Regions from separate parts of the Homo sapiens genome. Here region 1 is linked to region 2. Evidence: chromatin contacts called from ENCODE Hi-C data. All regions are on one chromosome and are shown on one strand. The core of a region is the stretch at or near the end of the contact, and the rest is flanking DNA. Distances in the headings are between cores, read along the strand shown.

Evidence for each region. Hi-C counts contacts between places; a loop is a spot of excess contacts on that map. Pooled maps may share reads with other maps.
Region 1: a loop to region 2 is called in a pooled map, with 36 times the contacts of the local background. The contact joins the promoter of CTDP1-DT here to the promoter of FBXO15 in region 2. A Hi-C loop is called at or near these places in 2 of 37 single-sample maps with no recorded cell type and 14 of 50 pooled maps.

Annotation. Positions count from the first base shown.
Region 1 is chr18:79,677,461-79,681,845 of GRCh38, forward strand. CTDP1-DT (CTDP1 divergent transcript) reads right to left here and starts at 2,285. Exons shown (of 5, transcript NR_136643.1): 1 at 1,934-2,285. It overlaps CTDP1 (CTD phosphatase subunit 1), which reads left to right and starts at 2,343. Exons shown (of 13, transcript NM_004715.5): 1 at 2,343-2,801. The coding sequence starts at 2,488. RefSeq lists enhancers at 1,468-1,975, 1,976-2,484, 4,100-4,385.
Region 2 is chr18:74,145,361-74,149,582 of GRCh38, forward strand. It overlaps FBXO15 (F-box protein 15), which reads right to left and starts at 2,474. Exons shown (of 10, transcript NM_001142958.2): 1 at 2,310-2,474. The coding sequence starts at 2,425. It overlaps TIMM21 (translocase of inner mitochondrial membrane 21), which reads left to right and starts at 3,163. Exons shown (of 6, transcript NM_014177.3): 1 at 3,163-3,749. The coding sequence starts at 3,449. RefSeq lists a silencer at 2,204-2,353 and enhancers at 3,044-3,163, 3,194-3,243, 3,324-3,413.

The sequences.
Region 1 (4,385 bases), core at 1,035-3,534, 5.5 Mb after region 2:
CTCGTGTCTGGCTTATTGAAACAGAGTTTGAAGTGCTGCTGCCTGTGACTGATTCAAGAGTAGGTTACAGTGTCCACACATCCAATTAGATGACTGTTCACTACGTATGGAGAAACCTATAGGCTAAACTTACAGTATGTAAGGAGGCGGCTTCAGGCTACAGCTGAGTAGTGTGTCCTTACAGTTGGAACCAGGAGTTCATGGGAATTCTTCATCATCCAGTGGTCTGTAAATGTTGCCCATGCTGAGTAGTCTGTCCTTACAGTGTGAACCAGGGGTTCATGGGAATTCTTCACCATCCAGTAGTCTGTAAATGTTGCCCATGCTGAGTAGTGTGTCCTTACAGTGTGAACCAGGGGTTCATGGGAATTCTTCACCATCCAGTGGTCTGTAAATGTTGCCCATGCTTTAGTTTTGTTACCTGGTTGCTCTGTTTTTATGGGATTGTGAGAAACTGAAAAACTGTGACTGCTGGAGCCATTTTCCCACAATCCCCATTTTTTAAAAATCCCATAAAGGCTCTCTCGTGAGCACCGCACGTTTTCCCTTGTAGTCACGAGGGTAGGGGCTGGAGAAAGCAGCAGAGATAGTCAAAAACCCACAGCTACAAAAAATGCACTCCTAAGAGCAAGTAATGGCGAGGGCTAAAAGGCACTGTGCCCCTTCTGGGCCATTCTAATTACCACATTTAAATGGTTTTGAGAAAAGAGAATTTTTATCTGAGGAACGCGAGTTCTTTTAATTATCAGGCCGAGAGAGACATTCAAATGAGGCGACAATCGCGCCCTACTACCCCTTGACCTGTGTTCACCTCTTTAAACTGCTACTGGTGGCAACAGCGCCACAAACAGCTATAAATTAACCTAATGACGCCACAATGGACACTATACCCACACTCAATAGCTGAACAACATATAGTCAGTCACTAATCAATGTTATTTCTGTAAACCAGTGAGAATTCCTCACAAACAAGTTCCTATTAGTCCACTCCCTGGCCCCCTTTTTTGCCTTTAAAATCCACTGTTAACTGCTAATCGGAGTACACATTCAGGGCGCCTTGAATTTGTGCTCAAGTGTGGCCCAAATAAACTCTCTACTTAGAGAAACTGTGTCTCCGCTCGTTTTCAGGCCGACAGTTTCCAAAATGTTAGTATTCAGCCTAACATGAGAAAAGTCACCATATAAAAGTGAGGGGGGAAAAGCAAATACAGGATAATCTCAATTGTATATAAAATTTATATACGTAAGGACAAAGATACATAGTAAAAAAAAAATTCTGGCAGGTATTAAGGCTGAAAAAATTAAAACAGTCCAGAGCGGTCTGGCTCAGGCCAGCCTGGGCCTGCCGAGTAGCTGGGACCTCAGCCACCGCGCCTGGCTAAGTATTAATGAATCTGTTTTAGAGATAGGGTCTTGCTACGTTGCGCAGGCTGGTCTCCAACTCCCAGGCTCAGGTGATCCGCCCGCCACAGCCTCCCGAAGTGCTGAGCCTCCCAAAGTGCTGAGACTACAGGCCTGGCCGCCCGCCCGCCAGCTTAATTCACGTAAATTCCAGACAAACGTAGAAAGTGGCTCCTTTAGTAAGCCACTTGCGGCTGCTGCTCATCAGGGTTCGCCTGGGGCCACTGAGACCACGCGCCGGTGCCCGCCCTCCCGCTGCGGTCCGATTTTCTGAACCAACCAGGCGCTTCCGGGCGCCTTGCCCCAGACGGGCCCACCGCCTGCGCGGGCCGAGGGCGGCGCACCTGCCCCTGCGCTTCCGCATCGAAGGTGAGGTCGGAGGAAGAGAAGACCGCAACCCCCAAGCTCCCGCGGCGTGGGGTCCGGGGGGGGACACGAGGCGGGGCCACCAGGACGCCGACAGCCTCACGTCTCTGGGCCCGCGGCGCGCAAGGCATGCCGGGACCCGTAGTCCCGCGACGTTGCGACTCACAGTGCGCGATGGGAGTGGAGGAGAGCGGCTCGCGGTGCATGCCGGAACTCGTAGTCTCGGGATGCTGGGTCTCAGCGCGTGATGGGGTAATGGCACGCAGGCCTGCGTTGAACGCTGGGACTCGTAGTCCCGCCATGCTCTGTCCGCGGTGCACGCCGGGATACGTAGTTCCGAGCGCGCCAAGACCGTCACTGGGACTGGGCGACAGCGGCCCGCGTTGCATGCCGCTGCTCCACGGTGCCGGCGCTCCGAGGAAAAGTAGGTAGGGCTCAGGAACGCAGTTCTTCACGGCCGGCACGCAGGGTTGGTCCCAGGACGGAGCCGGCTCCGGCCCCGCGCGGCGCTCGTATTTACACGCGCACGTACGCACGTACGCGGCGCCCTTGCGTGACGTCACGCGCCCTCCAGGAAGTCGGCGCGGGCTAGGCGACGGGTGGAAGCCGGTACCGAGAGGAACTACAGCGTCGCCGCCTGGGTTGTGTCGCCGCGGTAGGCGCTGCGCTCTGAGCGCAGCGCAGGCCCCGTACCGACCGCCCGCCCGCCCTCTGTCCGCGATGGAGGTGCCGGCCGCGGGTCGCGTTCCTGCCGAGGGCGCCCCGACGGCGGCTGTGGCCGAGGTGCGCTGCCCGGGGCCCGCGCCGCTGCGCCTGCTGGAGTGGAGGGTGGCGGCGGGCGCGGCCGTGCGCATCGGCTCGGTGCTGGCCGTGTTCGAGGCCGCCGCCTCCGCGCAGTCCTCCGGGGCCTCTCAGTCCCGTGTAGCCTCCGGGGGCTGCGTGCGCCCCGCGCGGCCGGAACGCAGGCTGAGGTCGGAGCGCGCGGGCGTGGTGCGGGAGCTGTGCGCGCAGCCGGGCCAGGTGGTCGCCCCAGGGTGAGTGTGCTGAGCCGGGCGGGGCCGAGGGCGGGCGGCTCCGGGGAGGGATCCTGGAGGACCCCCGGGCTGCTGCGTCCGCGGTGGGCAGGGGCGCCCCTGGTGAGGGAGCGATAAAGCGGGACGCAGGCACTGCGCTTCTCCCCTAAAACTGGATAGTCACCACCTGTGGTTTTACCAACGGGGAGCATTTTGAGATAAAAGGAAAGGGTCCTGCGTAGCGACACGAAGTTACTGTTTGGAAAAGCTATGTTTGTTTCTTTCTTTCTGCAGTGATAGTCCCCGCCCCTTCCTTTAGCTCCACCTTTGTGACTTAGGAAAACTCATGGGTGGCTGTGAGCACAAGAGTCATCAGGCAGGCTCCAGACCTGTTATTGAAATATAAACTGTTGGGTGTGTGCACATCTTTAAATTTTTGTAAACTTTGTGAAACGCAGTTGTAAAACCTGGTGCAGTTCTGTTTCGTGGCTAAGGAACGGGCGGAACCCAGGCCTGCAGCGAAGGCAGTAGCCCCGTGGTTGACCACAGTGGGCATTGTCGCAGGCTGCTTCAGGGTGACGTGGGCGTTGTGACAGACTCCACAGCTCTCAGTAGCTGTGCTCTGACCCCAGAAGGGGATATGTTTCCGTAGCACCGAAGTGTCCAGCCATGTTTGAATCTACCCTTGTGTTCTGGGATGGGCGGGCAAGTGGACACGCGTGTGCGCCTGGCTCTGGTAGTTTTGATTGTGAGAACAGAAACTCCAGGGAGAGGTGGACACTCCAGCCCGCAGTGGGCCGGGCGTGAGCTCCCTCTGGGAAAGGTGCCGCTCCTTCTGGGGATGCCACTCTCTTCCCTCCTCGGCAGCCGCGGCTCCTCGTCCCTTTGGCTTGCCCTGACCCTGTGTTTGTTGAGGATCTTCTCTGCATCTGGTTCCGCAAGAGTGAGGACTGGGACAGGAGTCTTCCCGTCACAGCCCCAGAACGTCCTGGCTCCGCTTCCTTTGGAGACAGAGCCTGGGTCCTTGACCCTCGGCACGGGCACTCACTCCTGCCCCCTGCGTGCTGGTGGGTGGGGCTGGGAGGTTCAGGGCCTTGCCTCCCAGAAAATGCCTTCACGGCTTCCTCAGTGGGCACTGGCCGTACCTGGGAGGATTGTGGAGGCAGATCCCAATGCTGGTGTATTCCCTGGACAGAAAACCCCAGGATGGAAGATCCCTACTGAGGTTTCATTCTGTTCCTCTGATTGTACAGAAAGGGCTGCTTTGGCCTAGACAGGTGAGTAACTTGGTTATGTGGCAAGTTAGTATTGAAATTCCATGTTCAGTCAGTCTAGTGAATAAAACCAACCCAGTGCATCAGTCAGTCAGCCAGCCAGGTCATGAGCTTGATGACGGGTTCCCAGCAGTCAGTAGTGTTTACAGGGAGGTGCTGTTTGAGATCTTGGGGTACCTCACAGGGCCCTTTGAGACACTGATGTGATATCATTTCTCCTCAGATGGAGCGTCTGTGTGGCACCAGGTGTCCCTCTGGTTCCAGGAGGCTCATCTCTCTGCCTCCAGTCCATGGGCGGCAGGTAAATCCTTGCCTTAGAGAAAGCCACAGA
Region 2 (4,222 bases), core at 1,224-3,723:
GGATCTCATAGAGTCCCTCATTTCAGTTTACAAGGCTAAGGCTCTAACAAGGCAACTAAAGAAACTTAAGGTCCCAAGCTAGAAGCAAAGACAGTCTCTGAGACGCCCATCTCCTTAATGTCCTGTCAGAGCTCTCTGTACCATGTCTTACATGAGACCATACATCTTATCAGTGTACCTTTTAACACTATTGGAAACACATTTCTATTTATCCATAAAATAAACCAACTGCACTTTTTTTTTTTTTTTTTTTTTGCGACAGAGTCTGGCTCTGTCGCCCAGGCTGGAGTGCAGTGGCGCTATCTCGGCTCACTGCAAGCTCCGCCTCCTGGGTTCACGCCATTCTCCTGCCTCAGCCTCCTGAGTACCTGAGCCTACAGGCGCCCGCCACCATGCCGGGCTAATTTTTTTGTATTTTTAGTAGAGACGGGGTTTCACAGTGTTAGCCAGGATGGTCTCGATCTCCTCACCTCCAGATCTGCCCGCCTCCGCCTCCCAAAGTGCTGGGATCACAGGCGTGAGCCACTGCACCCGGCCCCAATTGCACATTTTTAAGGTCCACATAATTAACAAATCAGCAAGTTCTATTTATGTTTTTATGCGAATCTATACGTCTACAAGGTTAAGTGTAGACATACACTGATACATTTAGCAAGATAAATTTAGTTTGAAAACACTTTTTTTCAAGTGACAGGTTTTTGTCTGATAGCTTTCAATAAGTCCAATATTTTAAAAACCTAATGACTGTGCTTCATTTTAAATATCTGGCAAATCAAATAAATTACAGCAGGTACAAATTAAGCCAACTTAATACGCTTTCTGCTACACTTCTTACAGTTTGTGATATTTATACATATTCACATTTTGTGTTAAAAGGGAACACTGATTCCTTAACAACATCTAATTTTCCACAGCGATATATTAAAATAACCACCTGCTTTGACCATAGTCAATCATTCTATTTTTAGCAGCGGACTTTTCTTTACCAAAAATAATGCATACATTTCCAAATCAGCTTGAAATGCAGGTTCCCATGCCAGGCATAATGACAGGCCCTCTAATTATATCAATCCAGGAAGTTCACTCAACTTACAAAGGATAAAAGATTCATCATATAAAAATCATTCTGCTTCCCCCTAATAGAGCACTATGTAAAGACTAATTTTAGTAATAGCAGCAAATTGATTAAAAGTTCAAGTTTCCTATTTAAATTCCTGCTTTTTCTCCTACATAAAAGAATTTTTGCAGGCATTGTCACCATTCTATTTGTGACAAGGCTTGTGGTATGTCTAGCATTATAGGTATTCAATTAAGAACTATTATCACAGCACTAAGCAACAGGGCTGGGCTTCTGAAAACAGGTAAGTGGAAGTAATGGAGACCTAGAGAGGACACAGGACATAGTTCTGGAGATTCAGGGGGAAAAAACAAGTAGTTCAACTAGTATGTAATAGACTCCCTTTGTGTGCTTAAACATAGACCATTGGTTTATTAGAAGGCAAAATATGCATGACTTTCCCTATTTATAAATCAAGGAGTCTTACAAGCAGAAAGATAATCCTCAAGAATGTAAACCATTCTTGGCATTATCCCTCCATCTGTAAACTAACTGCAGTGATGGGTACACAGCTAGGGAACAGCTCACGATATAATGAGAGGGATTTCATAAGGTACCATTATGCATGCTGATACTTCTGATGCACTGGCTCATTTTACTTCTTCACGCTGAAGATGCTTCTGGAAAGCAGATGAGCAAGACCTGGCAATGTAGATGGCAACTTAGCCTTGACGTTGGAGGTGCAGAAAGTGCTGCCCCCCACCCGCCAGACCAACCTGCCTGCCCGAGGTATCTGCTTGGGGGATGAGGGTGTCAACTGATAAGGTTTTGATGAACAGACTCTACTTCCCTAAGTTGTAAGGTCATGAAAAACACGAAGGGAGATTCTTGGTTACAGAAGAGCGAAAATACGAAGGCAGGGGCGGAGCACACGTGAATTTAGGGCACGCATCCCGGAGAAACGACCTCTTGGACCTGCACCTGTCCTGGCAGGTGCGCGCATCCCCGGCCACAGGCGCCGCAAGAAAAAATATTTCCCCGAGAGGCTACTCTATTTGTGTCATAACTTAGGGTACCCCACGTTGCAGGGTAGAAAGGATTTCCTCCGGTCGTTCTTCCATACCCTTCTCACGTTGAAGACGGCCACGGGCCTTGCGCCAAGCTGGACGAATAAAATACACGGTGAAGAGAGCGGGGCCGCGCAGTGACGGGCTTCCCGCCAGGGGACCCCACCCGCAGGCCCTACAGTCACCTGCACCCAAAGGCCCTGGCGCGCCCCCGGGCCGCGCCACCGCCCCTGCTGGGCCCGCGCAGCGTCTGGAGGCCGAGCCAGTGCTGCTGCAAGATCCGACCGCGTCCAGTCGCCATAGAGACAAGGAGTTCACCACAGGACCGCGCCAGGGCTGAAACGAAGAGTGCACGCACCGCCCCCACGCCCGCACGTCGCCACACCCCTTATGCGCATGCGCGCGTGAGCAAAAGTAACGGTATGCCCACCCTTGCGCAGACGGCACCGCGCCAGACACCCGCTCACAGAGCGGGCTTCTAGAAACTTCCGGGCCTCGGCTTCCTTACCCACCCCTAACATTCTGCCGCCTAGGGCGCCAAGCCAAGTTCGCGGCTTAACCATTTAGGAAACCGGTGCCTGCTTTGCAGCGGCCTCGTTCATCCCCACTTGCTGACTCTTTATTGTCCAGTTTTTCTGAAAACACAGTAAAACGCAAAAACTAAATCATTTGCCCACGCGGAATTGGCAAGACCACAGTCCAAGGGGGTATTTCCCACTGTGCACAGTCCTCTCTATAAGGATCAGGAAAACACGTAGATTGTAACTGCTAATTTGGCTTTTGCAAGTCCCGCCTGAACCACGTAGGGTGGGTGGTACCAATTCCCCCACCAACACCCCACTTTCCGCCGCTCCAGGGACGCGCAGCGTCTGCGCCGACGCTGGGCGCGGAGGCGTCTGGGGGCGCGGGAAGGACCTGCGCCGTGCTCTGGCCGCCTTGAATTGTGGGAGATGTAGTCTCTTTTGCGCGCCTCTTTGCCGTATCCCAGTTAAGAGCGAGGTTTTCAAACTACTATTCCCAGGAAGACGGGGGTTTCCCAGGTGACTTTGCGAAGGCATGGCGGGGACACTGTGAATGTCAGCCCAGAAGGTGATCAGAGCCTGTTAATTAAAATGGAAAGAAGACAGAAGGGAAGGTAGACATCAGGTTCTCCCTGGAGACTTTTCGTTTTCATTTACGCTGCGGAAACTGACGTTTTTGCCTAACACCCCATGTAATGTAAACGTATAGGCTTGAGTACGTGTCCGGCCGCATGTGTAGTGAACCCTAAAGCTTTCCTAATTGTAGTTAGCATCGTCCCTAAGCGGAACGATTTTCCGTGAACATGATTTGTACTTTTCTACGAGCCGTACAGTATACGGAGAAGCTGCACAGGTCCTCGGCAAAGCGATTGCTTTTGCCATACATCGTGCTTAACAAAGCGTGCTTGAAGACTGAGCCCAGTTTGAGATGTGGGCTTCAATATCAAAAGAAAACGCTGCGACCTAGATGTATTCTTGGAGTCACCCAGAAAACCATCTGGACGCAGGGACCGAGCCCCCGAAAAGCAAAGGAGGATGGCAGCAAACAAGTGTCTGTGCACAGGAGTCAGAGAGGGGGAACCGCCGTCCCAACATCACAAAAAGGTAAAAAGGAGTACTTTAATGATTGGGCTTTCAACAGACATGACAAGAGCTGCCAATGCCCTTTTATACCAAGTTCACTGCTAAAGGTGAAAAAGCAATTCACATGAATTTTTAAAAACCGTTTAAACATAATTTAGAACTAGAACATATAGATCTACAGTTTTCTTCACAGATTGGAACTCAGATGTGAAAGTTGATCTTGAATTTGATATAACTTTTTTTCATTATGTTTGGGAAATTTTTCTCAAGTTATATTGGCTCTGTTACATATAATAAAGAGTAATTGGATAGGATAAAAAGAGAGAGAGAGAGATTATTGACTCATAACTGGTAGGGAAAACTTTCACATGTTACCTGCAGTAATAGAAAAACATAAAATAGGGAGGATGGAATGTAAGTTGTCAGGGAAAGTCAGAGATGTATTCACAGATATTTTAAGATTTTTTTTTAATGTCTTCATTTCGCATGTGATT